5 separate regions of the Mus musculus genome follow, and regions 2, 3, 4 and 5 are each linked to region 1. Evidence: chromatin loops called from intact Hi-C (ENCODE). Cell type or tissue: left cerebral cortex. All regions are shown on one strand.

Region 1 (5,000 bases):
GATGAATGAGAGAATGCCTCAGAAGCATCCAAACTGGTCAGGGAAAAAAAAAAAAAAGGTGCTTCGAGAATGCCAAGTTGTACTGTTATTATTGAACTGTGTTTCCTCTGGGATGAGTCATTTGCTGCAAAGCCATGGAGACAATTCCAAGAGTGATGATGAAGGACCAGGGGCAGTAAGGAGCAAGCATAGCGCTCTTTACTGGTGCAAGGGAGGTCTTACTAGCAGTGAACCCTTCCTTTGTTCAAAGGACAAGGGGGCCGGGGGTGCCAAGGCATTAAAAATACTATACAGCAACGTATTCATTCGAGTAGACTCTTGGAAATCTATAGGCGATTTGAATTCAGACTTTGCCATTTTTCACCATAACCCTGGGCACAATCACCTTTGTTCCTTTACGTTTCTTTGCCCCTCTCAGTGAAACGGAGACAATCATAGTTCGAAGGGATTTAAATGTCCACCACCCCAAGGACTCCGTAAAGTTAAGTTGCCCTTGTAATAAATGAGAGAGATTGGGAGCCTAGAAATTCACGTTGATAATCAAGTGCATCTTTTTTAAGAAAGGAAAAGGCAAGTTTTTATTTTCTAAACTATTATATGGCTCAGAAGCTTAGAAAGGAAAAAAAAAAAACCACCAGTAACAAAAAGACCTTAAGTCTGAATCAGTCCCATTTCAGTGGTCCGAGCTCACTCGCGGACCCTCCTTTATTTGGCACGCCACACACCAGAAAAGCCTTTCCCAAAAGCAGTTTTCCATTTCAACGCCCGGCGTCTCCCAGAGAAGCCCCGGGCTAGGCAGGCAGTAGCTGATTCAAAACCTCACAGGTTCGGAGCCCAGCCCTCCGGGCGGGCGCCGGCGGGACCCGACCCCGGAACCTTCGCGCGGCGCGGGCGGGGCACGGGGGAGGGCTTTGGCGGGGGCGCGGCGCCGCTTCGCCCAGCCTCCGAGCGAGCGAGCGAGCGAGCGCAGCGCGGGCCGGCGGCCGGCCGCGGAGGATGCCGAGGGGCGGCGACGCAGGCCGGACTCAGCCGGGGCGGCGGGGAGGGCGCCGCCCGAGGGGGTAGGGCGGCCGCGGGGGCGCGCTCGGGCCGGGCCGCGCGCCCTGCGCTCCTTTCGCTCGCTCGCTCGCTCGCTCGCTCGCGCCCTCCTTCCTCAGCGGCGGCGGCAGCACAAGGCGGCGGCGGCGGCGGCCGGGGAGCAGACATGGCGGCCGACCTGAACCTGGAGTGGATCTGCTCGCTGCCGCGCTCCTGGACGTACGGGATCACTAGGGGCGGCCGCGTCTTCTTCATCAAGTGAGCGGGCGGGGGAGGCGCCGCCGGGCGGCTGGGGGGAGCGGTGGGAGCGAGCGGGCCGGGGGCCCCCGTGGGTCGCCCCTCGCGCCGCTCAGCGCCTGTCCCTTCTCTTCCCTGCAGCGAGGAGGCCAAGAGCACCACCTGGCTACACCCGGTCACCGGCGAGGCCGTGGTCACCGGGCACCGGCGGCAGAGCACAGGTAGGGCCGGCCGGGGCTGCGGCTCCGGGCCACCTGGCGGGGTTGGAGGGGCTCCGGGCTCCGCGCGACTGAGTCCCGGGGCGCCTATTCTTCTCCGCCTTTTCATCAGCGCTTGGAGACGGCGCCCTCTTCCTGGCGCCCTGGTCCCCATCCTTTCCCGGACGCCCCCCGAGGATGGGCGACGCCCCTCTACCCCGGATCGCCCCCGTCTCCGCCTCCAGCACCCTTTAGGAAGTCCTCACCCGCTCCCCTTTGCTCCCCGCATCCCAGCACCCCTGCGGTGAGACGGTCCCGCATCCTCGCCCTGCTCCCCAGAGAACTGCTTTCTGCCAAGCAGCTTCCTCCTCCACCACCTCCTACTTCTCCTAAGTGGGACTGTGGGTAGGTGACTGATGGAAGAGTTAGGGGTGCTGCGGTGCCCCCCCACCATGTGATCCAAACACCGGTGAGTCCCCTCCTGCTACCCGAGTAGCCGCTGGAGTTAGGACGCTGGAGCGGGCGCCGCAGCCAGTGATCCCGGCTCAAAAGTCCCCGGTAGCCGCAGCCAAGCTCCACGTACCACCAGCAGGCGGTGGGCGAGCCAGGGCGGTCCCGCGTGGGGGGCCTTCGGGCCCCAGTTCCACGAGGAAATGCATCTCGGGTTGCTTTGATAGCTTTCTTGAATGTTTAGCATGAGTTGAGCTGGAGGAGGGCTTGTGGTGGTTTCAGTGCTGGTCTGGCTTTCTTTTGTCATTCTTTGTTTACATTCACCCAACTTGTTTGCCTGAAACGTAACGTGAGTTCTCATACTGGCCCGCCTCTATTCCGGGTGACTGCAAAGGCTTGAGAACAGTTGGGTCGAAGGTGAGGCCCAGTTCTGTCTCTCCCTCTGGGTACTTTTCTCGCCAGCTCCGAGGTTCTGAGGATCTCCTATTAAAGTTGCCAGAAGGGTGAACAAACCTGCCTTTTCTGCTAAACGCTGGAGTTCAGTGAAGTGACTAATAATGTGTCCAAATTTGCACAAGTGTGGAGGAGGAAAGGGAAGGCTGCTGTAGCAGGCATGATGAGGTTACATTTTTAGGGCATTTCTGACTAATAAACCGTCATGTTTCCTAACTCTCTGCACTCTTTAGCTTCAGCCTGTTTACTGTACGCATTTGCAACTTTGATAGCCTCGTTACCCTTGTGGATATGGGCACGTTTATTTCATGGAAGACAATATAGGGTTAAAAGAATTTAGCCCAAATGTTTTATGGCATTATCTCAGGCCTATTTTGATTACGTATGACACGAATGTCTTCGAATTACCCTCACAGATTAAAAAATAGCAGTCACATGCCGGAAATATTTTATTCTATGATGTGATTTCGCATTTATCTATTTATTTATTCTTGTTTGATTTACTTTGCTTGGGCTCCCGTTCTGTGCACACATGTGTGCCTTTTCATTCTGGAGATGCTGTGATTAAATCCAAAGCTCTTGTCATCATAAGTGGCACATAAGTGGCCTGTGGCACATAAGTGGCACATAAAGATGCAGTCGCTCACTTGAAACCCCACCTCTCTTCAGGTCAAGTGTGTTGAAACTCGTGTGTAAGGATTCAGTCAGTTTTCCACTAATTGAAGGCTTGCGTTCCTTTCATGGTAGAAGAAACCTAAATGGATTCGAATTGAAAAATAGGGTTTTGAATAAACAAGATATACCTAAAAAGGCAAAATGCTGCCCATTTGGGGTTTGTGCAGTCAGTGATGGGTGTTTTACCAGGGCTCGAAGACTTTGCCTTTGGGATATCACAGCTGATCCTTTCCCACCCTGACCACTGTTAAAGGGAATAATTATGTTAGGTCATCTCAAATATTGCTGGAACTTTCCTGGTGGCTTTAAATTTGAATTGTCATCTTCCAAATTCCAAATAATGTTATATTGATTGACTAATGATCTTGCCAGCCAAGACTTTGGATCGACACATACTTAAATGAACATGGTGAAGACAGATAAGATGGGTTTAAGCTTATTTTGCAGTCTCACTGAAGTAATACTAATTGTAACATATGTTTTTTAGATTTGCCCACTGGCTGGGAAGAAGCATATACGTTCGAAGGTGCAAGATACTATATAAAGTGAGTGAATTTTGATTGCTTCCCTTGGTAATTCAAATGTTGTAATGAACCTGAAGTTGGATACTTCTGAGTCTATACACAATTCTATCTTAAAGTGTGTTGTACAGTGTTAATTGTATCCTTTATATGGTTATGAAATTTTGAGGGAGAGGGTAGCCTCATTCATTATCTTGTTATTTGCCTGGGTATTCATGGATCCACACATTGCAAATTAGGTCACTTTTCGCCATATTAGTTTGCTTGATGTTTCAGTATGTTTCTTTGGTGGGATATTGTAAAGTCTTCTGACTTTAGCTCTGCAGTACTTACAAGTTTTGTCTTTTGATTATCTGTGGTAAGAGAACTCCTGTATACACACACACAAAATATCAGTACTATGTGACTATTCCTCCTTCAGAGTGAGTCCAGCTTAGATGGCAGGTGGCAGCCTGAGTTGTTAATAAGTCGCAGGCCTGATGGAAAGCGGGCAGGGTCAGAGGAAAAGTGGAACCCAGGAAACTCAGGACACCACACACCTGTGATGGCGCTTGCTTGTTACTCTGCCTTAGAGTCTTTAAAATATCCCGACATTGTGTCTTACTAATACTTGCTTGGGTGAGGCTTTGAAGAGAGCTTGAGAGCAAAGATGGCTGACTAATCTGTGAAAACCAGTTCTGTGTGCTCCAGAGTTGGTTGTCATTCACCTTAGAGTTAGTAGTACTCCCCAGAAGGGTGCTCGTGCTAGAGGGGAGCATTGCCCAGGGAAGAGGTCATGCTACCCTGGGAAAATAAGTTGGCTTGTCTTTGTTTCAAGTTAAAAACTATGTGTAAAAGAGCTTTGCTTTTGTTCTTATATAAACATTTTTGGCTAATTTTAAGTGACCGAGTCTTGAAAGAGAATACTTAAGAACAGGATTTGGTAACAAGTTTAATAGTTTATTAGTGGTCACAAATTCGAAGTTTAAAGACACATTAGGCCCAGTCAATTTATTTTTACCAAGTGGTGTTTTTAAAGATCACAGCATATTTTCATTAAATTATACTTACTTGAATGGCTTTTTAGTTTCTGTAGAAAGATGCTTTATGTAAAATGCCAAGGTATATTTATAGGTGCAGTTCCTTTTGAATGCCACAGCAGGAAAAGCAGAAGTGAGACGTAAGGTTTGAGCATCTTCATGAGTGTGGTCCTTCTGGATTAGCTATTCATCTTGACTAAGGGTTTTGTCTGACGATCAAGCCATATATTCTTAGATGACCTAAAAAAAAGGGGGGGGGATTCCAGTGAAAGAAAACCATCAAGTATTTTCCTAGCAATTGTTTTCGTTCTGAATTGAAATGAGCTTGTGTTGCCACAAAGACATAATGCTGATGTTATAAATGAAGGCAGGATGTTTTAGTCTTTGTGAGACAGTTTCACTGTGTTCCT
Region 2 (5,000 bases), 120 kb before region 1:
AGTGTTCCAGGTAAAGTTGACTAAAGGGCAGCCATTGTTTCTGCACACAGCCCAGCATGGCTCCACCCGTCACAGTGAAAATGGAAAGGAGTCTGCTCTGGCCAGTTCTTGGGAGATTTTGCAGCCTTGTGGACATCGTAAGAAGGGTTTTTCTTGGAGAGAACGCCAGCCAACAGCCATCAGCTGTCGGTTCCCAAAGAGAGGGCTTAAATGGAAAAGCACTGAATACTCATGAGCACGTGTCAAGAACGGCTGGGAGTTCCAGCAGGGACGCAGGGAACTAGAAAAATGAAGCTATAGACCCTTGTGGCCCCATGTGTAATCAACACCAATGAAATGTGAAGATGTTTGGAACAGGCATAGTTTGCAAATTTTGACTCAAAGTTAACTTTTCCAGCGTGTGTGTGCGTGTGCGTGTGCGCGTGTGTGATTTGGGAATTGAGTCTCTCTTTCTACTATGTGGGCCCCGGGATCCTCAGGTTTGGCGGTGACTGCCTGTATGTACCCACTCGATTTTTTCAGCAGCTCAATGTGTGAACTGATTTCTGATCTCACATCTCATTCCTCCTTCCGTCTCAGGGACCCTGTCTTTTGTTGCCCACATCATTTTGATAGAAAGTGTCTATAATCTCCAAAATTACCTAGTAGATGCCATCGCTACCCATAGTTTTTTGGTTTTGTTTTTTGTTTGTTTGTTTTTGGGTTTTGGTTTTTGGTTTTTGGAGACAGGGTTTCTCTGTGTAGTCCTGGCTATCCTGGAACTCACTTTGTAGACCAGGCTGACCTCGAACTCAGAAATCTGCCTGCCTTTGTCTCCAGAGTGCTGGGATTAAAGGTGTGCACCACCACACCTGGCTAGCTACCTATAGTTTTACTAACAGGTATTTTGATAATGAGAGCAAGTTTCTGGCCAAATATGGAAATGCATGCAAATTTTTATTAATATGTGAGCATTAAAAATGCTTTACAACTCAGGAACTTGCTGAATTCAATCCTGCAGGCATTCAAACATCTTTCAAAAACTACAGCTGTACAAGCATTTCTCCTGATCTCCTTGGAACAAAAACAGAACCTGCCATTAAGGATAGACCTCGATCAGATGCAATCTTTGGCCTGAGGACTCCTCAAAGACTTTTGAGTTGATGGGCATCCAAATTCTTATTAAAATGTAATACGATGATGCAATGCTGGGTTTATGTTACATTTATAGAGATATCTACACACCATATCTAGTCAATAAACATACCTTAAATACCAAGTACCTTAGCCCACAAAAAACCTATATACAATATATATATATATAAAATTTCCTACCAATGCAGCAATGATAAAAAGTCCAGGCTTGGATAAAGATGATCAGGGTAAGTTAGGCCTGTCTGAAGTTTCTATTGATCTGATAAAAATTCCCTGGTAAAAGCAACCAAGTGGAGAAATCGTTTATTTAGCTCGCACCTCTAGATTATTGTCCATCATTGTGGGAGATCAGAATTAGGAGCTCTGAGGAAATAGCCTCATCACTTCCATAACCAGGAACAGAGAACAGTGAATGTCTGCCCAGCGGTACTCGGTCCCACTTCCCTGCTGTCACACAAGTCTGGATCCTGTCAACTCACAGTGAGCGGGGCTTCCCACTGCAGTTAATATGATGAAGATAATGTCCCACAGACACGCCCACAGGCCACCCTGCTCTAGACAATCCCTCACCGGGACTCTTTCCCCAGCTGCTTCTAGATTGTCAGTTGGCAATTAAAAGTAATCACTACAAGACAGGCAAAAGGCTCAGCTTCACCAGGGAAAAGATATGATTCCCCCAAGCCTGACCACCTCAGCTTGAGCCCCAAAACCTGTGACCGCCAAAAGCTCTTTGTTGTTGTTGTTGTTGTTTGAAATGCAGTCTCATTCAGTCGAAGCTAGCCTCAAATGCTTGGCCATAACAGACATAAAACAATGAGCAAAATTCTGACCCAAGTCAGAAAACTTCAATGAAACCAACGTATTTCTTGAGGTAAAATTTCCTGAAAATCCTTTCACGGCATGAGAAAGGGGAAGATTTCTTAGGCAAGACCCAGAGAGACGCACCCCTAGGAAAGAAAAGAGACACATAAATCAGATTTCAGCAACAACAAAAGCCATCCTTTTGCTACTTGAAAGATATTGTGAAGGGGAGAAAAGCAAGGTACAGATTGGTACCAATGCTTACAGAGCTTTACACTCAGAATACAGAAAGAATGTTTCCAGCACAAAATGAAGTCAACGAGCTTTTTTTTTAATGGACCAAATATTTAAATAAAGAATTCTTAAAAGAAAATGTTAAGCCCAGAGCTGGCCTGCCCTCTCAGGCAGATGCTCCTGGTTCTGCCTCTGTGGAAACAGTCTGGGTGCGGAAGGCAGAGAGCCAACTCTCAACATGCGAGGGCTGCATGGCCTGCACACCCTCCCCTGGGACTTGGCCAGGCTCCCGGGCGCCCTCTTGACCTGGTGTCCTGGCCATATCAGAGGCAGAACACAGCTTTCTCTTTAGTGCAGGCTTTAATTTCTAGGGATGGGAGTGGGGTGGGTAAAGAATAAGTTAAATAAGTTAATCACAGAGAGAGAAAGAGAGAGAGAGAGAGAGAGAGAGAGAGAGAGAGAGAGAGAGAGAGAGAAAGAGAAATGGGGGAGGGGATGATGGATGAGGGAGGGAGGCTGGGAGAGAGGGAGGCAGGATGCCAGCTCCGTACGATGGTCCATGCCTGTAATCCCAGCATTTGGGATGCCCAGGCAGGAGAATCTCCCAGTTCAAGGCCATCTAGAGTACATATAAAGACATTGTGTCAAAGAAAGAAAGCAGGGGGAGAGAAGAGGGAAGGGGAATCTACTGAAAAGTATTTTGTTCAAAAATGTCATAATGAGATCTGATCCTGTGAACTCTAATGCAAAAACTTTAAACGAAAGATTACTAAGTAATTAAATTTAATTTTAAAAGGGGGGGGCGAATGCCTACCAAAGAGCTTTTGGAAAGACTACTCATATCACTGGCAAGTAGAGAAGTGAAGATGCCTCTGATCCAAAGACAAGCCTTCTCCTAACATATAACACTTTCCACCCTGGGATGGATGACCCAGCAAGAAGACCCTCCACACACACACAACCTCCCTTGATCTTGAGGTTCCGGCCTCTGGAGCCACAACAGACCCCTGTTCTTTATAAATCACACCAGCTCAGGTATTCTGTCATAGCAGAACAAAGTGAACTAAGACAGTCATTTTCTTTTCTTTTTTTAACCCTAATCACTCTCAGGAGGAGCTCTAGAAGATTCCATAGGTTTTAATCTCCCTGAACCTTTATCTAAGAAGTATGACTAATACTATGTACTTAGCTGTTCTGGGAAGAGAACTGTTTTAAATAATTCATATGGACCACTTAGGACAATGATTGGCTCATATTAAGAATAATAACATAAACCCAGGTGCTACTGGGAAGGTTAAAGGTAACATTGGCACTGCTGTCCATTAAGTTTCCCTGAGAAGAAAAAACTCTGAGAGAGCAATTAAGAAAGACATGAATTATTCGGGAAGCATTCCACGTAAGAAATGGCAGACAAACCACAGAGCTAGGCTGGGGGTGGTGGCGCACGCCTTTAATCCCAGCAATTGGGAGGCAGAGGCAGGCGGATTTCTGAGTTCAAGGCCAGCCTGGTCTACAAAGTGAGTTGCAGGACAGCCAGGGCTACACAGAGAAACCCTGTCTCGAAAAACACAACAAAACAAAACAAAAAAACACAGAGGTAAACTGATTCAGATATACGCATTTTGGGGCCCCCATGAGGTATATATTCTCTCTATACTAGCTCTACCTAGTTAATAGTAATGAAAACCAACAAAGAGGCAAGAGAAGAAGTAGGAGGTAAGAAGCTTAGGAGTGCGTAGCCTGAGAACGAGCAGAACATGACTGCGTCAAAGAGAGACGTGAAACATAGAGGTCCGGGTCCTGAAAAGGCCATTCTGAAGACAATGCACAAAGGCAGACAGAAAGAGGCCACGACCTGAGACAGGGAAGTAAAGGTGCGATCTGTCACTGCCAGGCTAGAGGGGACAAGGCTTAGGACACACGAAGAGAAAACCGAAATGCCAGAGCTCCTATAGGAGAACATTTTCAAAAACTGGGACAGGGGCATGTCAATTTGTGGCCCAATTGCTGTCCCGGGATAGATCCAAATGTGGCCCACCATGGCTGAAAATGATGACGCTGGCACTCCTGATAGAAGCAAATAAAAAGGGGGGGGGGGAGGAAAAGAGGGAGGGGGGAAGGAGGGAGGGGAGAGGAAGGGAGGGGAGGGGAAGGGAGGGGAGGGGAGGTGTCACAATAGCTTCCAACCTTGACCTGGGAAATCAGGTTGCCCTCAGAGGCAAGGTCCACATGTACAATAGGTATAGAGTGAGTTCATGAAGGAAAAGGCCACAGAGATGATTAGTTTAAAATGAAGACAGGGTCTAGGAAGATGGCTCCATCACGTCAGTAAGACGCTCACTACCCAAGCATGAGGTTGTGAGTTTGATGCTCTAATTCCAGCACTGATCTGAGACAGGAGCATCCTGGAGACTTGCTAAAGGTTTAAAGGACAGCACATCACTCACACCTTCTCTTCCTGCTACTAGGGCCATTGGGAAGATGCAGGGCAGCATAAATCCATCGTCCCCATGTCACTAGGACACCACAAGGAGTAAGCCTCCTTTTTCACTTGCATGGGGAACACCACCCCAAGAAGCAAGCTCTTTATGCTTTGAGATCATTAAACTTGGGTCGTGTTTGTTACTGTCAGAATCTTAGCCTGCCGTAAGTAGGGGGCTATCAAAGCATGGTGGCACAGGGGTATGGTCCCAGAATAGATCAAGGAATTCAGAGTCATCCTTGAACATATAAAGATGATATGATAGCTGTCTCCCGTAAGTAAATAAGTAAAGCAAAGATGACCGACCATGCCTTTTCTCAGGAGTTCTGATTAGGGACGTGACATCTAT
Region 3 (5,000 bases), 550 kb before region 1:
TGATTATAGAAGTCTAAGATATTTCTAAAACTTTCCTAAAATTTGGGGTCTAAGGTTCTTTTCTTTTACTGTAATAAAATACAGGACCAAGAGAAACTTAAAGAAATAATAAGGGTTTGCTATGGCTCCGGAGGGATAGAATCCTTTATTCCCGAAAGGTGTGACGGGCTCACAGAGCAGGAAGCTGACTGATCACATCTATATACACTCGAAGCAGAGACAGAGAGAGTAAAACGTGGGGTGGTGCGTTGATCTCTCAAGGCCCAAGCCCAGAACTGTATTCCCTCCATCCACCCGGGCTCCACTTCCTAAAGGTTCTCCAAACAGCGTCACAAACTGGGGACCACATACTTAAACCGTGAGCCTACGGGGCCACAATTATTCTTCAAAGGACCACAATTAGCAATAGTGAAAACCGCAACCGTACATGATCTAACAAATATATAATGAAATAAAAGGCCCATGTAAAGACCCACACACCCAAGCAGTTTATGGTGATGAAGGCCAGGATTAAAATAAATGCTAACTTAAAAAGTAGAAATTGATGCCATTTTTGAGTGAGAAGACAGAAGGCGCCTTAGTTGTGAGAAGGCTCAGCTCGGCGAACACTCGTGGCCGTTTGAAGACTCACGGTAATACACAACAATGACATCTAAAATGTATCCAGTGCTTGCCATGTAGTAAGTACTTTCCTGTCCTCTAAGCTATGAGATCCTCTCAGCAATATCAATGAGCAACCGTTTCCAGCCCATTTGATAAAGAATGAAATTTCAGAATGGAGCTGGTAAGTCTCTCACCAAGGGCAAGATCTAGTGATACACAAAACCCAGACTTGAAATCTGAATCGCGGGGCCTCTGGCCCAGGCTCTGTGCTTTGAGCCTCCCCAAGCCACAGAACCCCCTGAAGTGCACAATGCGCTCTGTGGGCCTGACTCGGGCAGCTTTTCCAAGCTGGCTCTCTCATGAAGTCTAGCAGCTGAGTGTCTGGCACACATTTTAAACATGAGAAAATGAAGTCACAGCGCGTTCAAGATTAGACCCTGTGCTTTTATCTCGTGTTTCCAACATCTCTTCTCCCAGCCTTGCTGAAGCATAGCCCACAAAGTGTATCACGGGATGAGTGGGAAACCCAGCAAGGCCAATAGCAAAACCAGTGATCAAAGTTTGAGGCATCGGAGCTGGCGCCCGAGAGCTTCTGCTTGGTGTGGAACGCAACAGAGTTTATTGAATACGTTACTGTGCAAAGAAATCAAAGCCAAGGGAATGCTTTTTGTTATTCTGACCACTTTTGATAATAAGCATGTATTGTAACATATAAATTTTATTATTTCACTTTGGGACAGGACCCCACCTCTGAGACCAGGCTTACCTGGAAGTCAACATGTAGTCTAGGCTGGTCTCAAACTCATAGTCTGTGTAGCCACTGATATGCTGGGATTTGCTGGTGTGAACCACAGTGCCCAGCTTTAAATTAACATTTTAAAACAACCACACCCAAACACTGTTTTAGAAACTGCTTGGCTGGTAGCTAGAATCTACTTCTTCAAGTGTGCTTGCATGGCTTTTCCATTTGAGTCCCATACTTCAGAAAGGTCTAGTTAAGTCATATCAGTGGGAATTCTAGCTTGACAATGTTTTTATTAAAACAGCAAAGCCTTGTACCAGCAAGGAACACTATTCTATTCTAAAGGCTCCCTGAACTACCTCTCAATTTCTCCAGTTGTGATTTGATATAACCTTATGTGAACCCAGGCTGTCAAATTTAAAACATGTCATTCTATTTTAACCACAAACTGTGTCCAAATCTAGATGCTGCTAGAAGAATCTAGGTCAGGTTGGTGCAAAATCGCCCTCACTGATCTATATGCTGAAACCTCATCAGATAGAGATGTGCCTGCCCCTCCCCCTACCTGCTTCGCTTCTCCTTGAGTGGCTAAGGCTTCATCTCAGGATTAGCATGTCTAATAATTTTGGAGATGGAACCTGCTTTTCCATCCTTGGGACTCCAGGGGGCAGTGTGACTTATGAGAAAACAAGGTTAGCACTGTCCTGGTGTGCTCAGCATTTTTTTCACTGAGTCATATGTGAAATGAATTATAGCTACTTTCTAAAACTCCCTGTTCACTACACATATGACAGGGAATTGGTTACATCTGTTGCTGTTGTTTCACAAATTATCTTCTGAAAGAGATTGGCATTAAAATATCTTAACTTTTATCCAAATTCTCTTCCTAAGGAGTCACCCTTCAGAGGGAAAGAAAAGAGCTTTTAAGGCTATTTTTTAAGAACTCAAGTTCTGTTTTATCACCTCCCAGTGTGTCAGTAAATATACTGCCAGTGAGGACTTGGCAGAACTCTTACTGTACTGTTCATTGGAGCCTATCTTCTTTTAGTAGATACACTGTGTCCAAACGTAGTTGGGAATTAAACATTTGACAGAGTGTAGAGGAACATTGTAGCACAACTTACCCTTTCTCCTCCCCAGACCAGTTATTCAAAGTCTTCAATTACTAAGTTTTTCCACTGATCTGCTGCAATAACCCACACTAGACTACCAAAAAACAAAACAAAAACAAACAAACAAACTCCAGTGGAAATAAGTTGCAGTGACTTTCTGCATTAACCCTCCAAACCATGTGACCTCCTCATGGTTGTTGCTATCTTTTTATTTATAGGGACAGAGCCCCTTTCATTTTTACTTCAGAGATGGAGTACTTTATTACTGAGGGTGGAAAAAACACACAGCATTTTCAAGACTTCGTGGAGCTTTGCTGCAGAGCTTACAACATCGTCAGGAAACACAGCCAGTTGATCCTGAGCCTTCTAGAGATGGTAAGTCCCTTGGAGAGTAGAAAGCTTCCATGGTGTCTCATCCAGCTGTCTACTTCTAATGGTTTGGAGTTCCCCCACCTCCATTTTAAAACAGTTTTTAACGCAGAAAGGAGTGAGCAAGCAAACATGTTTCTTGGCAACTTACAGTTAGTTCATAGTTTTCATCTTGGAAGTCACCAAACACAGAGTTACTAGTGCATTCAGAGGGGATCCCCATGCAGAGTGGATTAGGGCTCAGAAAAAAAAAGTCATTTTTAAACTAACTTCTTTGGCTGTATTGTCCCCATTTGACTTACATATGAAGTAAACTTCATAACATAGATGAGGCAGATTCATCCTGGCTCTTTTGTCTCAATATCTGCCTTTGAACACTTGAGCGCTATTCATTCATATTAAGAAATTCAGGGTCAAGAATACAAACTCTGGAGTTGGAGAGATGGCTCAGCGGTTTAAAAGCATAAACTTCTCTTGCACAGCACCCGAGTTCAGTTCCCAGCCCTCACACCCGGCAGCTCACAAGTCCAACAACTGCCTTTAACTTCAGCTCCAGGGATATGATGCACTTGTCTGTACTCCACAGGGACCTGCATGCAAATAGGCACAAAACCACATACACACACATGCACATTTACCTCACAACGAAATAAGTCTAAACATGTCACTGATGAGTTAGTGAGCAGACTGTAGATTGATGCGTTGAGTGTCATGCATTGGTTCTGCTGAGCTTTGGGTCCGGAAGGATTCAGTGTTTTCTCCCAATGTCCATAGCAAAGAGATGAGAAATAGTCATGTGGTAAAAGGAAAGAAGTGGCCAATAGAAATATCTTTTGGAAAATGATATAATGATTTCTTTAAGTGCATACATCCATTGTAACAATTACATCCATCCACAGGAGAGTAGCATACCACTAGTTTATCTATCTGTGTTTTTTGGAGTAAAAAATGGCTGGCTTAGAAACTTCAATTCTGCTAGTAGATGTTGAGGAGACAAATTTGGTGGTTGGATCTCCCTAATTTTGAATGCAGGCTTAGCATTTAAAGGTTAAATTTATACTTAACCTATGTACTGTTTCCATTTAAAATGAGGATAATAACTTTTACCTTATGGAATTGATGGATAAATTGCCTGATAATAAATGCATCATATGGACCAGGCATTATGCTAAGATATTAATAGATTAATTTTCATAACTCTAGCTGATAATTAACATAAAGGATTTATGATAGTATCTGCCATATAGTAGAGTTCAGTTAATTAATGTGATAATATAAGATAATTGTTAATTTACTTTAAATACTGTCAGGTTAGGAATATATTTCAGTTGGTAAAGTGCTGGCCCAGCACTGAAGACAATTGGCTGTGGTGCTACACACTTGTAATTCCAAAATGCAGAACCTGGGAGAAAGAGGCAGGAGGGTCAGAAGTACAAGGTCATCTTTGGTTACAAAGCAAGTTTAAAGCCAGCCTGGACTACATGAAATCTTGACTCAAAAATCAATCAACCAACCAATCAAAGCAATCAATTAAAAAATGAACTGACCATTACAAGATCACGCACTCACATGTAAAATTCAAATTAGTATTCATTAAAACTGAAGGGTCAATTTCTCAATTTTACTAATTACTTCATAATTCAGGGGGATTTTTTGTGTTCTTTTGGTTTGGTTTGGTTCAGTATTTTTTTTTTATTCTGTGATAGGAATTGAGCCTGCATCTCTCCTACTGAGTAACATCCCCAGGCATCAGGATCTCCAACTGTAGCCAGGAATTTTTCTTTATAGATCTTTGTTCTAGTTCCCAATTCTCTTTTTCTCTATTGCTTTTATGGGATGGCTTACAGCTCATAACAAGCTAATTCTATGACACAGAGAAAACTAACTCTACAAGCACTAAATCAAGGAAAATGACTTTATTTATATAATGAATTTCTAGGCACTATCAATTCTCATGTACTGTCAAACTCTGGCATGATCTAGTTGGACTCTCCCAAGATCTTACTCATGAGTCCATGAGCTCTCAAGAGCCTACTATGTGCTAGGAACTATTAATGAGAGGATAAAATATAAAACCTAGAGACTTAAAATTTTAAGTTGAAGAGTGATGATAAAATTTGTGCATATAAGTAACTGAGGATCCCAGCATTTGTAAGTGAAAATCATACTGTACT
Region 4 (5,000 bases), 270 kb before region 1:
TAGACAAATAGAAGATAGATAAACTGACAAATGATAAATAGATAGACACAGATAGACAGATGGTAGACAGGCAAACATGATAGAAAGACTGACAGACGATAGATAGATAGATAGATAGATAGATAGATAGATAGATAGATAGATATCATTTGGGTTAATAATTTTTCAAATATATTTATATGTGTATGAATTTAGATTATAAATTCACATGTAACTCTGAAAAATGGATCTTCTTCTGATATCTATCAATCATTCATATACATCTTCCTGCATATAAATTTGATTTTAATTTTTTGACTTGAATTATCCAGACACATAATTTCAACCCAAGTTAAGCTTAGGGCATAAATAAAGCAGGCGTTTACTGCTTGTCTGACCTGTATTCGTTCAAGGCCATGAAGTAACTGACCCATCACAAGGATGACAGTCTCTTTTTTCAACTTTCAACCAGCAGGATGATGTGTAAAAAAAAAAAAAATCATTGTATTTATGAACTAAAGCAGTGGTCTTCCTTTTTAAGATGCATTTTTATCTGTGGGGGTGGGTGTGTGGGTGTATGGGGAACAGGGGTGGGGTATGTGGGTATGGAGGGTTATGTGTGGCATGGGAGTGTGGGAAATAGGTCTGTGTGGGGTGGATGTGTGGGGAATAGAGGTATGGGGGGTCAGTGTACAGGGAATGAGTGTGGGGAGGTGGGGGATGGGGGAGGGCAGGGTCTTTTCCAGTTATGCAAATGGCACAGTATTTGTTAATACAATTTCTTATTCATCATCCATTGAACAGTACATGCTATAGGTACATATAATTTGATGGTTCATTTTCAAAAGTGCCTCAAGCCAGGGTAGGTCAAATACAGGTAAACTGAAAACACTCTAATGTCTGACTGTCCTCCCAACTCTGCTTAGCCCACCCTGCACCACACACATCCAAATCTTGCTCGTCTAGCTGCAGCACCCCCTAAACCAGAAGCTATGGTGGAAAATTACCAACAGCCAGGTTTGCCCAAAGTCCTTTACGACAAAGCTATGTCCTGAGAAGCTCTAAATACCAGGGTGTGACATATAGTACCAATCCGCACGTGCTTTCTGTTGACAAAAATCACACATATAAACACAGCAGAGAGAGGGGTAAGATGGGAAGGGCTACCCTCCCAATTACTCAGCCACAGGGGAAAGGAGGGAAGGGGCTTGTTGCTAGAGTCTGGAAACTGTTCTCCCAAACCAATCAAGAGACCAGCGATTCTAGGCTGACCTCAGTCTTTGCAAGGTCATAAACTATTATCAGGTTCAATACTCTGGGTTCTGATGTTCTCACTGTGAAGCGCTCTCATTTGTTTCATACAATGTGGGCATACTACACACTCACACACGCACTCACACACACACACACTCTCTCTCTCACACACACACACACTCTCTCACACACACACTCTCTCTTTCACACCCACTCTCTCTCTCTCTCTCTCTCTCTCTCTCTCTCACACACACACACACACACACACACACACACACACACTCACTCACACAGAGACATGGCCACACAAATCAGCAATATGTTCTAAGGGTGGGTTTGTCATTAGTCCTGGTCTAAGGTACCATATTTTCCTACTGAGCAACCATTTCTGTGAACATTAAATTTACTAAGCCTCAATTTCTCTTTGTAAAAGGGGGTGGGGGGTACTTCTACACCCAGAGCTAGTAATTATTAAGATGGATCTGAAATTAAGTGCAAATGACCTCCTTGTTCCTGATGCAAGTGAAGCCTTAGTTACATAGGAACTTCCATTGCTATCATTATTATTATTAAAACCTCAGCCTTTAAAAACTTTTTATTAAGGAGATTCAACGCTGATTACAAAGAATAACTTTTGTTATTCAAAAGAAGCTCTGCAACTTTAATCCTTCTCAGAATTTCTGATGTTTCAGTTGTCACCTAATATGCCCCAAAACCCAAAAAGATGATAAAATCACATCAATTTGTGTAACAGATAAAAGCTTAAAAGTACTAATTAGATAAAAGGCTGACATGACTTTTCTAGGTCGCTGGGTTGTAGTGAGTGGTCACTCGGCATTATTACTAATAACAGTAATAATTATTAAGCCCTTTAATGGCTCATAATTGTAAATGAATCTTCCACCAAAATGCCACATCTTTTTTAAAAATTCTTTTTGTAGATGAATCCGGTTTTTTGTTCACCATCAAGCACAGTCCATACCAGGGACTATCTGCTCCGGTAGTTCCCTGCAGACACTTGGCTGGCAGGTGATGGGCTGTGAAATGTTTCTATAGACCTTCAATGGAAACCGAGCTCCTTGCAGGGAGAGGCTGAGGGGACTCGAATTCAATCCAGAGGGGAAAAAAACGAGTCAATGAGATTTTATTAGCAGTATAAAATCTTATAAACGATTCATTTGCCTGAATGTATTGAAAAGGGTCTTTGGCTTTTTAAGACAACTTGAAAGGCAATCTGAGGACAAATCAGAAAGACGCATCTGACTCTCTTCCAAAAGGAAACATTATATCAGGCTGTAACAACGTAGGCTGCAGAGAAGGCCTATAAAGAAAACGTAATGTACTCAAGTCACTCTGGACGCTTTCCAGGCCCAGGTTACTGTGGTAATGATTCAGTCCTCATTTCTTTGTCTGACGCCAAATTGGAGATTCACTCAGTGTTCCTGTATTTTTTAAAACCAACCCACACTAACTCCTAGTTTCACTTTGCAAATGTTTCTGGTTCCATTTGCAATTCTTACTTGGGAGAGACAGTCTCTTAGCAAATTCTGGAGGCAGCTAGGTGCTTTGACAGAAAAATCAGAGCTTGCTTAACAAAGTAGGCAGATTCATCAGCATCCTGTTTTCAATGGCCAGCAGCATCCTTCAGTAACACCATACTTCCTCCTTTGATGACAGAAACTGCAAAAGGCAGCCATCATCAGCTGCCTACTCTGCCATTCCAAGCCTGGAGCCTTCCTGGGCGTCATAGTTTCAGACATGCGCAGTGTCTTCCTCCAGCTGCTTCAGACATAGCTCAACTATCTGTGAATTAGAGAAATCTTTTTTTAAAAAAATCTCCACCATCCTGGTCCAAGCTGTCAAAGCGATTGAAAAACAAAGGAGAGAAACGACAGCGTTTCAGAAGCTGGGGGCTCCAAAAAGGAGATGTAGGATTTAAAAGCTCTCCATCTGGAGTTCTGAAAATTCTGGTCTTAAAAGCAGCTCAATGAAATCCCCCTCACCCAGTGAACTTCGGAGAGGCCGGCTGCGGGGGAAGCAGAATGTCTCGGAGTTTAACATTTCCTGGAGAATATGAGGGTAGACACTAAATGTGTGGTGGCCATTCTTAGGCTCATCAATATTTATTAAAGCTACCTTGGTTATGAAGCAATGTTGGTTTTGATAGTCTGTTTGAAATGAAGGAGTGAAGTCTAGCACACGCTGTTCCCAGCACCAGATCCCTGGTGGCTTAGAAATCTTTCTTAAGTGATTCCATGGTCCTCATTACATTCAAATGGGGCTCTAAAGACCATCCATGTCTACTTACACTGTAGATATCACTATAAAGTGCCCTGAGTATAGGAGTAACTCACCGGAGACACACTTTCCCTCTCGACCTCTGGCTACTTATTGCCACGAGTGTGTCTTGGGTTGTGTTGTCCTTTGGATTTGTTTGTGTGTGTGAGATGCCAGGATCAGATGCAGGGTGTGGTTCATGCTCTGCCTCTGAGCTGCACCACAGCCCAGCCGTAGCAGATATTTAATAAAAACCTAACAAAGACCAAGCCTGCAGCACCCAGTCTCTGAGATTTAGAGGTAGATTGTAATGGTCTACTCCATGTTAACTTAACTCCATGTTAAGCTTAAGGCTGTTACTTCAAAATACAGAATCTTCTACTCTACAGGTGAAACAAAAAAAATTCTGTATAAATATCAGTTTTATAACTACATAGAAGTTTGGTTATATTTTCTGTGATCTTGGATTATTTTTTTTTACAAGAATGAAGAATTTATTTTTTGTACTTAAATGTCAAATTGAATAAGAATAATACTTGTGGATTTACCCTGCTTCAATTGATAGTCATAAAGACCTATTGCTGCTTATGAAGATCTCTACAAAACGCACATATAATACTTGTATTGTCCTATGGATATGATTTGAATATGAAATGTTCCCTGTAGGTTTATATGTTGTAAGCCTAGTTGCCGATGGTGGCATCATTTTGAGAGGTGATACAAACTTTAGAAGTAATACTTAGCTAAAAGCCATATGTGATTAAGGATAGGGGTGAACCTATAGGAGTATCTTGTCCCTGACCCCTTCTCATCTCCCTTTCCTCTGCTTCCTGGTTGACACAGTGTGAACCCTTCTGCTCTATCCACACCCCACACCCCACCCCACCCCACCCCACCCCCACACACATCACATTCCCCTTGATTGACAGACGCCTCCAAAACCTTGAGTCAAAACAGACTCTTGCTCCTTTAGGTAATTTCTGTCACACATTTTGTCACAGTGACAACAACTATAATTTGTTCATTTGTCTGGGATAGGAAGAACATTTGGATTGCTGTTTTGAGAATTTAAATCAAAAGTTAGTATCCTCTGATGCTGCGTACTCATCTTAGAGGCATTAATTAGAAAATATATAGAGAAGCATTGCGACTGTTCATGTCCGTGTCAGGCTCACAGAATCTAGACTCACCTGGGAGACACACACACACACACACACACACACACACATCACATCACATTCCCCTTGATTGACAGACGCCTCTAAAACCTTGAGTCAAAACAGACCTCTCCTCTGGGCAGGGCCATAGGAGATTATGTTGACTATAAGCTGCCTATACTATAGCTGCAGTCACCCATACAAATACACATATGCAGACATTAAAGGCAAGCGTCCACGTAGAGCATCCATATATGGCATTTGTCTTTCTAAGTTTCCCTTAATTACTGCTCCTCCTCCTCCTCTTCCTTCTCCTTCTATTCTTCTCCCTTC
Region 5 (5,000 bases), 140 kb before region 1:
TGGGTGGAGCTGATGGAATGGCTCAGCAGTTAAGAGTGAATACTACTCTTCCAGAGGACCCAAATTCATTTCTCACTAACCAGACCCAGTGGCTCACAGTCACCTACAACTCCAGCTCCAGGGGCTCAGATACCCTCTTCTGGACTGCAAGGGCACCTCTACTCAGGTGCACACACCCCTATCCACAGACACACGCATAGACACATAATTTTAAAATAATCATAATGAAATCTTAAAAATAAAATGAGGCTGGAGAGATGGCTCAGCAGTTAAGAACTCTAGCTGTTCTTCCAGAGGACCCAGGTTCAATTTCCAGCATCCACATGGTGGCTCACAACTGTTCCTAACTCAAGTTCAGAGGCTCTAGTGCTCTCTAGTGGTCTCCAGATATCAGGTACACATAGCATGCACAGATTTTCATGCATACAAACACCCCATGCACATAAAATAATAACAATCAATTCAAGAGCTGATAATCAGACTCCAATTATCTTGCTTCTCTTGTAACCAAATATTCATCAGGTACACATGTTCTTTTCCACGGAAATAAAATCTAGCCAGACACAAGCCCTGGCTTAAAAGATTTGCCAGCTATCCATATAGGAGAGGAGATTCTGAAGTCCATGAAACAGCAAAAGCAGCTTCCTTAATTCAAAGAGAAATTGGTTACAATGTAGCAAATCTGCCAGTCATAGTTCCCAGGACAAAGTGCAATGTGGGCTCAGTGTTTGTCCAGAAAAATGGTAAATCATCAACCACACCTGGCCCCGCTTCTTCCAGGATGTTGTAATGACAGTTAGACAGTGGCTGGGCCGTGGCTCTAGTTATAAGAGCAGCTTATGTGGATGCCACACTCCGGAGAACTCCAGACACTTTTCATCGGGTAAACAACTCCTTCATCAGGCTTTAATCTAAACTCCCAGCTTCTCAAAGCTGCTGTGGACAAAGCCAGAGCTGGGTTGCAGCTCCGGAGGGAGAGGGCTGGCCCAGCATCCGGAGGCCCTTGGCTCTGTTCCCATTAACTGGGTGTGTTGGTACACACCTGGAATCCCAGTTCTGGGGCGGTGGAGGAAGAAAGATTGGGAGTTCAAGGCCAGTCCTTAGGCTATGTGTCAAATTCTAGGCCAGGTTGGGATGTGTGAGACCTGTGTGCTAATGGGGGTGAGGTGAGGGTGGGGAGGGAGGGAGGGTGCAGTGGGAGTGGGGGAGGGGCGGGGAGGGGTGGAGCGATGTGAGGGCAGGGATCAAGTGAGAATGGGGTGGAGCAGGAGCCACTGGAAGCTCTCCTCACTTATGAAAGGAAGCAAATTACTCCCTAATGTATTTTACCTGCACATTTTACTTGGTTTTACTTTCAAGGCCAAAAGAGCCCACAGGCTTGCAACTCAGTGATAAACCAGCCTTAAAGTCACAGAACAATCCACCCTTGACTGCATTAAACAACTGGAATCAGGCAATAAGCCCATTCATTTGCACTCATTACTTCAGAATTAACGTGCCTCGGTGGAATACAGGTATACGAGGCGCGCTACCCCGCCACTCAGAAGCGAATTCTAGGAAAACTAAAAAGACAAAAAGCCTTTGTATTTCCACTAAGAAATACTGTTCCAAGACAGGCAGGGCCTTCGAATATCATCCTCCTTTGGCCGAATTTCATTTTAGTCCCAATTAACTCATAATTACATTAGACATTAGAGAGTAAGACTTCAAAACATCTGCCAGCTTTAAAGGCACTGCATTTAGAAAGCCCTCGGCATGACCCCGCCCCTTGACCAGACTATTTATAGTCCAGTGAAATTAAGTTAGGTTCACGGTGCCTGACTGCCCAGTAGATTATTAGTTTGCAAATGCGTTCATTAAGTGGCAAGATTCATTTGGGGGTACAAAGCCTTCTGCTTCATCTTTACAGGACGGTCCGCTGGGTGGATTTAAAAATAAAATCAGTCGGCAAATAGCATAGCTCAGAGGAAAAGCTTCCTGTTTTGTGGCCATCGAGTGTCAGGCCCACTGTGAAAGCTAGGCTTGCTTGATTCTTTTGAAAGAGCATTGAAGTGCCCACGATGTGGATGGCTCCAAGGTCCCCTAACTGGGGACACTGCTGTGAATTTGGAGTGCTGCTTGCCTTCTGCCTGGGAGGAACAGTTGGGGCAGTCACAAAAGAAGAAAGCTCTTGTCAGAATCGCACAAAAACTGAAAGCTGATGTCAACACATCCGTTCTCGCGCACAGCTGTGTGTTTGGTATTCCCAGTTCTGGACCGGATGGATGGATGCTGCCAGGAGGGATGTCAGGTCTGCTGCGGTCTGGATCAGATAGATGCAGTTTGAAGTTTGAGCTTTCTTCCTAAGAATTTTCTTCTAGGCACTTAACCCAGCAAACGCTATTTAAAAAAAAAAATCAATTAACTATCTGTTTCTGTTTCCCCTTTGAAAGTATTGTACCATTTTATTTGAAGCGCTATGGGGAATTTCAGGGCACCTTCAGCTCTTCTGATTAGGACAAATATGTAAAGAAGTTATTTGAGATGGTGCGGTTATCAAACTGTCTAATCCAGTCAGTATGAAGAACAAGGAGGAGCTGGCGCGACATCTTGGCTGTTACAAGCACTTGCTGCTCAGTCAGAAGCCAGAGTCTTGTTCCCAGCACCCAAAGGGCTGGCTCACAACCTCCTGTAACTGCAGCTCGGAGAACCTGACACCCTCTCCTGGCCTCAACAGGCACTGTAGTGTGTCATACACTCATGCCTATGGATAAACATAAATTAAAAATAACGATAATCAATATTTTAAGTGTAACTTTTCCGATAGAAACAGAGAAAAAAGATATTCATCTTCTGGATGCAATTGTGTTTAACCCCCAAAACTTCACCCTTTGTTCTAAAAATACTTTCTGCCACTATTCTCATTCCATTAAAAGATTGCATGCGCCCTTTTAGACACTGCTCCCTGAATAACCTGCCTTGACCTTTCCCCTCAGGGCTTAGAGTTAATGAATATTTCCCCATTGTTTCCCTTCACAAACCTCTCAGACTTGTTAAAAAGGGCCCTCAGATGTAGTCTTGCTGCCCTCAGAGCCCCACATTCGGGGAGAACTGCATCAAAAGCATCAACATGACAGAAAAATTGGCCATTATTATTTTAAAAATTCCAAGTATGGGATTACAGATATACACCACTGTATCTAGCTTATTTGGTTGTTTGGTTTGGTTTTGAGACAAAGTCTCTCATTCTGAAGACCAAAAAGGCTGGGACTCACTATAGAGTCCAGCTGGCCTCCATCAAATTCATGGTAGTCCTCCCGCCTCAGCCTCTCAATTGCTAGACTTATATACAATATAGAGCACCATGGCTGTTCATCGTAGAGTTTGGGTTTCTTTGTTGGTTCATTTATTTGTCTGAATCTTTTATTGAATGCACCGTGGAGTTTTCCAGACTCTATTTAAAACATCTGCCAGGTAGCTGGTCCTCTCTGTGAGCTCTTATTGTCTGATTTTAGAAGTAAGTCAAGATCTGTCCCTGTGACCATCCCAGGCTCTTCTGTGAAAGGACAATAGTTTCTAGAGAAGTCCAGCTTTCAACGTCCAAGTTTAACGAGCAACAAGTTTTCACTTCCCATAGAAGCTTGAGGCTCTTTAAGAAGACGTGTGTGCACCCAGGCAAAGCTCAACAGATAAGAGCAAGGCGTTAATGAAGGCAAAGGTATCTATTTAACCCCCACATGGGCCCATTAACTTCATTTAGACAAAACCACCATCCTGAAGATGCACGTTAAACTTCTAAACCCAGCCGGCCGCATAGAAAGCACACCAGTCAGCTCGTGGGATGCTAAGAGGGGTGTAGGTGACTCAGGAAACGCCACCACTACTTCCTTGAGAGAAGGGAATTGGGGGGGGGGGATTAGTGAGTGACTTATTCCAAGATAAATATCTCACATGTACAGAGTGCCGAGCAAGGTTCTAAGATAATGACGGACAGCAAGAAAACCAAGGTAAGGAAGGCCATTTACAGCCCGGCATTGGATTTCAGGAGCTGATCTCTGGCGAAGGAATAGAACCTACAATTAAGGTTGAGGCATGTCAAAAAGAAGCTATAATAGAAGTAGGGGTAATTAGTAGGTGCGCGATACGCCATGATAAGCTTTATGGGATTGAGAAAACAGACCATATTACAAACTTTTCTCCTTGCTGTGACCAAATACCTGATGGGGTGGCTATGTTGGCTACAGTGTGAGGGGATTAGAGACCATCAGGGTGGGTGGGAACACAGAGCCATAGGAGCATGGGGTAGTGCTCACCTTGCTGCCATAGTTAGGAAGCAGGCAATAGATAGGAAAAGGGGGTAAATTATAAGATAAGACCTGACCCAGAAACTTACTTCCCCAAGTGAGGCTCTCTCCACCTCGTGGAAGTTTCACAGTCTTCTAAAACAGTGGCCCTCAACCTGAGCTGAGAGCCCTCTGAGAGTCAAATGACCCTTTCACGGGGTTGCCTAGAACCAAGAGAAACACGGATACCTACCTTTTAACTCAGCAGTAGCAAGATTACAGTTATTAAGCAGCAACTCAACCTAATTTTACGATTGGGAATCATCAGATCATGAAGGACTGTATTAGAGAGTCACAACGTTAGGAAGGTGAGAGCCACTGCGCTCGAACATCACCAGCAACTGGGAACCAAATATTCAAACACAGACCTACGGGGACGTTTCACATTCAAGCTATTACATACCAAAAAAAAAAAAAAAAAAAAAAAAAGACAGAACTCACATTTTAGCTGATGTGATCAAAAATGATTTTAAGGGGGAAAGTGAGATTTAGTCAGAAAGTTAGAGGGGAAAGAGAAAAAAAAACTCAAAATATAGATCAAACTAAATAATACAAAACTTGACTATTAAGTAAAAAAAAACTCATTTAATCTTTAAAAATGGTTATTATAAATTTTTAAATGAAGCAGTGATTTGAATTTTAAATGAAGCCTACCGTAGCACGGATGACAGGAGATGT

Evidence for each region. A loop is a pair of places that touch in the nucleus more often than their neighbours do. Peaks named below come from ENCODE experiments on the same cell type or tissue, not always from the same donor. Only the 100,000 strongest peaks of a DNase experiment are listed, where the experiment ranks them.
Region 2: it touches region 1 in a loop (2.2-fold over the local background); 3 of 42 quality-filtered maps call a loop at or near these places.
Region 3: it touches region 1 in a loop (5-fold over the local background); 8 of 42 quality-filtered maps call a loop at or near these places.
Region 4: it touches region 1 in a loop (9-fold over the local background); 3 of 42 quality-filtered maps call a loop at or near these places.
Region 5: it touches region 1 in a loop (2.4-fold over the local background); 3 of 42 quality-filtered maps call a loop at or near these places.

The regions. Positions count from the first base shown.
Region 1 is chr6:140,422,961-140,427,960 of GRCm38, forward strand. Plekha5 (pleckstrin homology domain containing, family A member 5) reads left to right here and starts at 1,139. Exons shown (of 31, transcript NM_144920.3): 1 at 1,139-1,296; 2 at 1,417-1,496; 3 at 3,538-3,595. The coding sequence starts at 1,205. In left cerebral cortex, CTCF peaks have their summits at 1,483, 2,067, 4,693 and 4,893; DNase peaks (open chromatin) are centred at 242, 884, 1,178, 1,839 and 3 more places; H3K4me3 peaks cover 3,206 bases; H3K27ac peaks cover 2,227 bases.
Region 2 is chr6:140,298,220-140,303,219 of GRCm38, forward strand. No RefSeq gene overlaps it. Among named protein-coding and RNA genes, the nearest start is that of Gm38917, 15 kb to the left of the region's middle. In left cerebral cortex, no CTCF peak of the experiment used is centred here; a DNase peak (open chromatin) is centred at 2,403.
Region 3 is chr6:139,872,628-139,877,627 of GRCm38, forward strand. It overlaps Pik3c2g (phosphatidylinositol-4-phosphate 3-kinase catalytic subunit type 2 gamma), which reads left to right. Exons shown (of 34, transcript NM_207683.3): 26 at 2,676-2,832. Among named protein-coding and RNA genes, the nearest start is that of Plcz1, 170 kb to the right of the region's middle. In left cerebral cortex, a CTCF peak has its summit at 2,011 (motif pointing right); DNase peaks (open chromatin) are centred at 2,012 and 2,305.
Region 4 is chr6:140,149,999-140,154,998 of GRCm38, forward strand. No RefSeq gene overlaps it. Among named protein-coding and RNA genes, the nearest start is that of Gm30056, 51 kb to the left of the region's middle. In left cerebral cortex, no CTCF peak of the experiment used is centred here; DNase peaks (open chromatin) are centred at 2,679, 2,911 and 3,236.
Region 5 is chr6:140,280,231-140,285,230 of GRCm38, forward strand. It overlaps Gm38917 (a long non-coding RNA gene), which reads right to left. Exons shown (of 3, transcript XR_869559.1): 2 at 4,977-5,000. Among named protein-coding and RNA genes, the nearest start is that of Gm38917, 3.0 kb to the right of the region's middle. In left cerebral cortex, no CTCF peak of the experiment used is centred here; no DNase peak of the experiment used is centred here.